2 separate regions of the Homo sapiens genome follow, and region 2 is linked to region 1. The links are chromatin contacts, found by Hi-C or POLR2A ChIA-PET in ENCODE. All regions are on one chromosome and are shown on one strand. Each heading gives the region's core, a stretch centred on a gene start or an enhancer-like site at or near the end of the contact. The rest is flanking DNA. Distances are from core to core; before and after follow the strand shown. Region 1 overlaps GMDS (GDP-mannose 4,6-dehydratase). Region 2 overlaps GMDS (GDP-mannose 4,6-dehydratase).

Region 1 (2,841 bases), core at 243-2,742:
AAAACTAGACCAAAGGCAGGTGGCTGGGAGTCAAAAGGCACCGTGTTGCCAAGGCTTGAGCTTTCTTAGATATATGCCATCCACTCCAGCATATCATCGTTAGAGATTAAATCCATAATAAATTGGATGTTTTAAAGAGACTGTTTTTTATTATCTGAACATTGAGGGGAAAAGAAGGAGGGAGCGGGGGACTCTTTGCCAGCGGGAAGCACAGAACTAGCTGCCTCCCCTCACCACCCGCACCCTCCACCCTCGTCACGGCCAGTTCTCCACTCTTACTCCACCTCCAGCCCAGATCCCTGGCTCCAGTCCCTTCCCTCGCTAATCTTTGACCTACACGATATCCTAGGGATCGGTAGGAGTAAAGGTTTGAAAGTTCCTATTTGAAAACAAGTCTTAGTGATCAAAATGCCTCTTTGCTGGCTGGTGAAGTATGGACCAGGCCCAGAACACCCTATGTTTGACAGAAGTAAGTTGGGGGATTTTTAAGTTATTTGTGTTCCAGTACTTTCCATAAGGAAGAAGTATGTTTTGAAGCAAGCAAGATACAGGTTTGTGTTGCCACCAGTGTGTCATAGCCTGCAGTTCACACACCCGGTGTAGGTGTCAACAAAGCTGTCTCGTATTCTCCAACAGTATGCGATGCCAAAACCAGAAAATGGGATCTGATTGCAAGGGAGGCACTGGCAAAACAGAACTTTACAGTGCTCGGTTCTGTTTGACATTTAGGGGACATTCGCTTGGAGGACTCCCAAACAAGTAATACGCCAAGAGAAGGGATGGCTTCTGCCTTCTCTTGGAGATTCAGCGGGTGGCTGGCTTTAGGCAGAATTACAGAGCCTTCTGATCCAAAGGAGCCTCACGCTTCTACCTCCACATGGGCCTCACTCACATTCCAGCTACGAGAAAGCCTGGATGCTCTTCCAGACCCACCCACACAAAAGGTTTGCACAAGACTCAGTGGTTCTACAGGTTCTGCTCTTATCTGAGAACTAAGTACAGAAACAGTTTCTTAATATTTCTTTAAAAATCTGGTTTCTTTTAAAATTATCCACTACAGTGACTTATATGAAAATCATACCACAGTGTGGAGTTGCATCTTGCAATGATAGCTTTTAAATTCTTAAAACTTTTAAGACAGGAGTGTGTGTGTGTGTGTGTGTGTGTGTGTGTGTGTGTGTGTGTGTGTGCTCTGTAATTAGAAGTAAATTTATACATCAAAATTTAAGCAAGGTTGTTCTTCAGAGTGCAGTCACAGTTAATGAAATTTCTAGAACTTTGGAATGAGTGCTTTTCTGAAGCTGGTACAAACTGAGATCGAAACCAAAACTGGAAAAATGTGAAAACTTTGTGTCCTTTGACTCCTTTGTTCAAGAATTGCAGGAAGATGTTTTCCAGGAGTACTTTTGAATATATAAAACCAGGAAATAACTATGTGACATTCCTAGCATTAGAACTGAAAAATGAGTCAGAGACAAAACTGAAACAAACAGAGACATCAAAGTGTCTGTTATCAAAGTGCAGATGCCTTGACTTGTTAGCAAACCTGTCCTGGTATATGCCAAGGCATGGGATCTGGTAATTATAGAGGACACTCCAAGCTGTGCCCATTGGGGTCCACAAATGCACACCTTCCCTTGTATTTATGTGAATGGTGTCCCTTGGAACATAATTTCTGAGCTTCCTGGGTTCAGATACCGGCTCTGCCACACATCCTAGCTGTGAAATGCTGGCCAAGTCTATTAAGTTCTTTCTGCCTCAGTTTCTCTCTATGTAAAATGAAGATAATATTCATACTTACCTCATAGGATTCCAGTGGGAAATTAAACACATTAATGTGTGTAGCTTTGGACTGTGACTATTTTAAAATGTTAGTAACTCTGATGATGATGATAGTACTGACATATACTTGCCACTGTGCTTTTCATTGTACAAATCAAAACATCACAAAACACTTACTTGAGAGGAGCTTTCAGTTTCATAGAAAGTCAGCATAGGTGGACACAAGTCTATTAAAATATTTATGACCTAAGCTCAAGAAGGAAGTGAGAGAGTTCTTTTTACCTTTTTAACATGTGGAGTTTACCAGATACACCTGTGCTTATAGCAGGCCAGCTATAACATTTAAATGACAATTTTTCCACTGACTGGGGGGTGGGGACGCTTTCATGACAAAACTGTTTCACCTCAGATCATCAAGCATTAGAGTTTCATAAGGAGTGTGCCACCTGGATCCCTCGCACGTGCAGTTCACAGTAGGGTTCACGCTCCTGTGAGAATCTGATGCCTTGGCTAATCTGTCAGGAGGCAGAGCTCAGGCAGTAATGCTCGCTTGCAGGCTGCTCACCTCCTGCTTTGCGGCCCAGTTCCTAACAGGCCATATACTGGTACTGGTCCCTGGCCTGGGGTTTAGGGATCCCTGCTTGAGCACACAGCAGTCATGATCTAAGGATCATTTGTTGGGCATATAGTAACACCATTCTTCCTACATTTTTGAGCCATTTGAATAAACATTCCTCACTGAATCAGATCACTTTTTTACTGACTTACTGTAAGGGAATGGGTAAAGCATCTGATGAGCGTATCAAACATCACTACAGTTTGAAGGAGCTACATCTTTCCTAAGTGCAGAGGAAGGAAGAAGCTTGTTCTCTGCTTCCTCAAGTTTTTCGCTACTAAAACAAAGTGAGCATTTGAATGGAAAACACAGCAAATTAATATTTTATGATTGTTATTTTTAACTGAAGCGAGAGGGTCAGTGAATTATTATGTTGCTAATGGAGCAAGTGTATGTAGAAGTTCAATATTAGAAGATTGAAATAAATTTTGAGGGTTGTGATT
Region 2 (2,841 bases), core at 250-2,749, 150 kb before region 1:
GTCTTATTGTAAGAAATGGCCACAGCCGCTCCAGCCTTTAGCAACCACCATCCTGATCAGTTAGCAGCCATCGACACTGAGGCAAGCCCTCTACCAGCAAAAGGCACAGATGGTCATTAACGGTTTTCAGTGATAAAGTAATTTTTAGTTAAGGTTGTACAGGGCTTTTAAAAACATACTATTATTACACACTTAATAAACTGCTTTTTCCTTTTGTATTGTTTCTTCAAACCTGAAATTGTGTATCTCCCTGGCTGTTCCATTACATATCTTTATTTTTATATTTACATACATACAGTATTCTTTTTGCCACAAATGTGGATATAATGATAGCTTTCTACTGGAAATACAGCTTCACATTATCTGTAATAGAGAATAGACTCTCTAGGGAAAAAGGTTTTGTTTATTATCTCAAACTGTTTAATATCTATGAGGAAATAGACATGTACAAAAATTTTCTTGCCTTATTACATTTCTTTGAAAAACTAAACAATCAGACTTGTCATAAAGATATTAATTATTATATAAGTTGTGAACTATGGGGAAAATATTGAGAGGTTTTTTTAATTATTTAAAAATAGTTCATAAATAAGTATATTAGTTTCTTTTCAAATATGTTATTTACCAGTAATAAAATCTACTCTTAAAGATTATGCTATAAATTGGAACATGGGAAGCAAGCCTATTTAGTAAAGCTAACAATATTTCTAGTTTTGACTGTTTATTACATTAGGAGGTAAATAAGAAGAATAACTACTGTTCATCACATATGTAATGTAACCAGTTGGGGCTAATTATGTCTTAATTCTTAACATTGGCAGAGTACTTTGGCATGCCATAAATACAAATATGGTGACCTTTACAAAACTATAAATAACACTAATATGAGTGTATTCTAAATTAAGAAAAAACATTTTGCATGATAATTAAGAGGGAACAAAAAATACATTCTACCTTCTACTTTTGGAAGGTTAAAAAATTTAATGATTAGATTATCCCTGATTTCCTAATTTTGATGACAGTAGCTATTGTGAATAAAGGGTGAAACACACATAATATTCAGCATTCTTTTTTTTTAAATGTGATTTTTCAGTTTTCAGTATGAGTGTAGAATTAGCCGCTTTGATTTCCTACACTAAGAACAGCAGCCTCGGTTTCTGTGAGACTTCCTAGGGTCCACGTCCTGGAGGAGAAAGCCCTGACCCAGGGGTGTGACGGAGAAAGTTGTTCTGTGCTGCCGGCTGTTGGCAGGCCTGCCTCTCATACCCAGCAGCCCTTTGCTTTCCGCAGGAGATCAGTTGAAGATTTCCGTCTTTCGATGAGGATATTTTTCTTATGTTGACTCATTTTAGTCTTTCGATCATTAGGAAAGTTTGGGCAATGTAGTAACCTCTACTTCCAGGACTGACTGAGGAGGTGATGTTTGGTTACATGAGCCTACCTCGTGGGCCGTTGGTTACCAGCCGTGAGTCACTCATAGGGATTGGCTTCATCCCTGGATACCTTTAGCCTGAGTAAGAAATCACGTTCCCTGTTGACAGCGTATTTCTTCCATTCTCCTCCCACTCTTTCTTCTCTCAGTGTTTAAGAATGGGACATTTACTCAGTCTGGGTAAAGCATTCTCTCTCCCTGTGGATCTTCTTTTCTCTTCCTTTCCATATTTGCCTAACGCCTAACTGAGCCTCTCTTCTACTTGCCATATGTAACTTTGCTCCTCTGTCTCTGACCATGGGGCCTTGCAACAGATCCATCACTACCTTCTTCCCCCAGGAGCGCTTCCGTTGCTAAACTGTCTGTTCAGAATTTCATGAGATCCTAGTAAATACTTCCAGAAAGCTGGTTTATTTTGTATTTCATTCTGAGTCACGAAGAACTTTTTTTAATCATCTCCCAGCTGAGGAATCAGAGGGGTTTGGCTATCATCATCATCATCATCCTTACTGTGAAAAATGCACGCTCATTAGCTCTTCGTGTTGCGTTTGACATAGTGATTTAATACTCCACAGGTACTTTCAGAGACATTTTGACTAACTTGTTTAACTTACAAATTTTTTATCTGTATGTGGAAATGAAATTCATGTGTACTTCTATTTTTCTCTATTTTTTAATTTTAAAAATGTGTATTAAGCCATTAGATACTATTTTTTCCTTGAAAGAGCTTCTAGGGAGCAGCCAGTTAACATCCACCTGTAGGTATTCTCCCAAAATACCCTCAGAATTTGTGAAATAGGAATTTAAAGCTTCTTTCATCTCCCTTTTTTCAGCAATGAGGAAACAGAAGCAGCATGAGATTGAGTTGTCCAAGGTCGTGAAGCCAATAAATGCTAACACGGAGACCAGAAATAATCCTAGGAGAAGTCATGTAAATATTGTACATATTTGTGGAAATAACATATATACGAATTTTAGAGTTGAACTTGAGCAAAGAAACCCCTGTGACACTGAGTGGGCCACCTCAGCTTGGCAGTGAAGCAAGTGGACAAGTTGGAAACGGAATGTCTCAGCTGCTCTTATCTTTGTAAAAGACCATTAGTTTGCTTAAAGGCAATATTCCTTTAAGATGTTTGACAGAAATAATTACAATAAACATAGTTTTATAATATTAGAATATAAATGTGATATGAAATAAATAACTTCTCTTGCCTGTTATCAAGAAGTTGGTAATAGGAAGAACTAATATAAAAGACATTAAAAATCAGGCCGGGCATGGTGGTCATGCTTGTAATTCCAGCACTTTGGGAGGCTAAGACAGGAGGATAACTTGAGGCCAGGAGTTGTAGACCAGCCTGAGCAATATAGTGAAACCTCATCCCTACCACAAAATAAAAAATAAAACATTA

The links. Hi-C counts contacts between places; a loop is a spot of excess contacts on that map. ChIA-PET counts read pairs that join two places held with the same protein, here RNA polymerase II (POLR2A). Pooled maps may share reads with other maps.
Region 2: a map with no recorded cell type shows a loop between it and region 1 (1.9-fold over the local background). The contact joins two enhancer-like sites. A Hi-C loop is called at or near these places in 2 of 37 single-sample maps with no recorded cell type and 2 of 50 pooled maps. POLR2A ChIA-PET finds 5 or more read pairs at or near these places in 2 of 52 experiments (CD4-positive, alpha-beta T cell and H1).

The regions. Positions count from the first base shown.
Region 1 is chr6:1,796,587-1,799,427 of GRCh38, reverse strand. The region is part of intron 7 of GMDS (GDP-mannose 4,6-dehydratase); the gene reads left to right. Among named protein-coding and RNA genes, the nearest start is that of FOXC1, 190 kb to the right of the region's middle. RefSeq lists an enhancer at 2,044-2,223. Within about 2 kb of position 1,492, at least 4 of the 41 ENCODE cell types and tissues checked have a DNase peak (open chromatin) inside an H3K27ac peak, as active enhancers do.
Region 2 is chr6:1,951,554-1,954,394 of GRCh38, reverse strand. All of the region lies in intron 6 of GMDS (GDP-mannose 4,6-dehydratase), which reads left to right. Among named protein-coding and RNA genes, the nearest start is that of GMDS, 290 kb to the left of the region's middle. RefSeq lists an enhancer at 781-1,980. Within about 2 kb of position 1,499, at least 3 of the 41 ENCODE cell types and tissues checked have a DNase peak (open chromatin) inside an H3K27ac peak, as active enhancers do.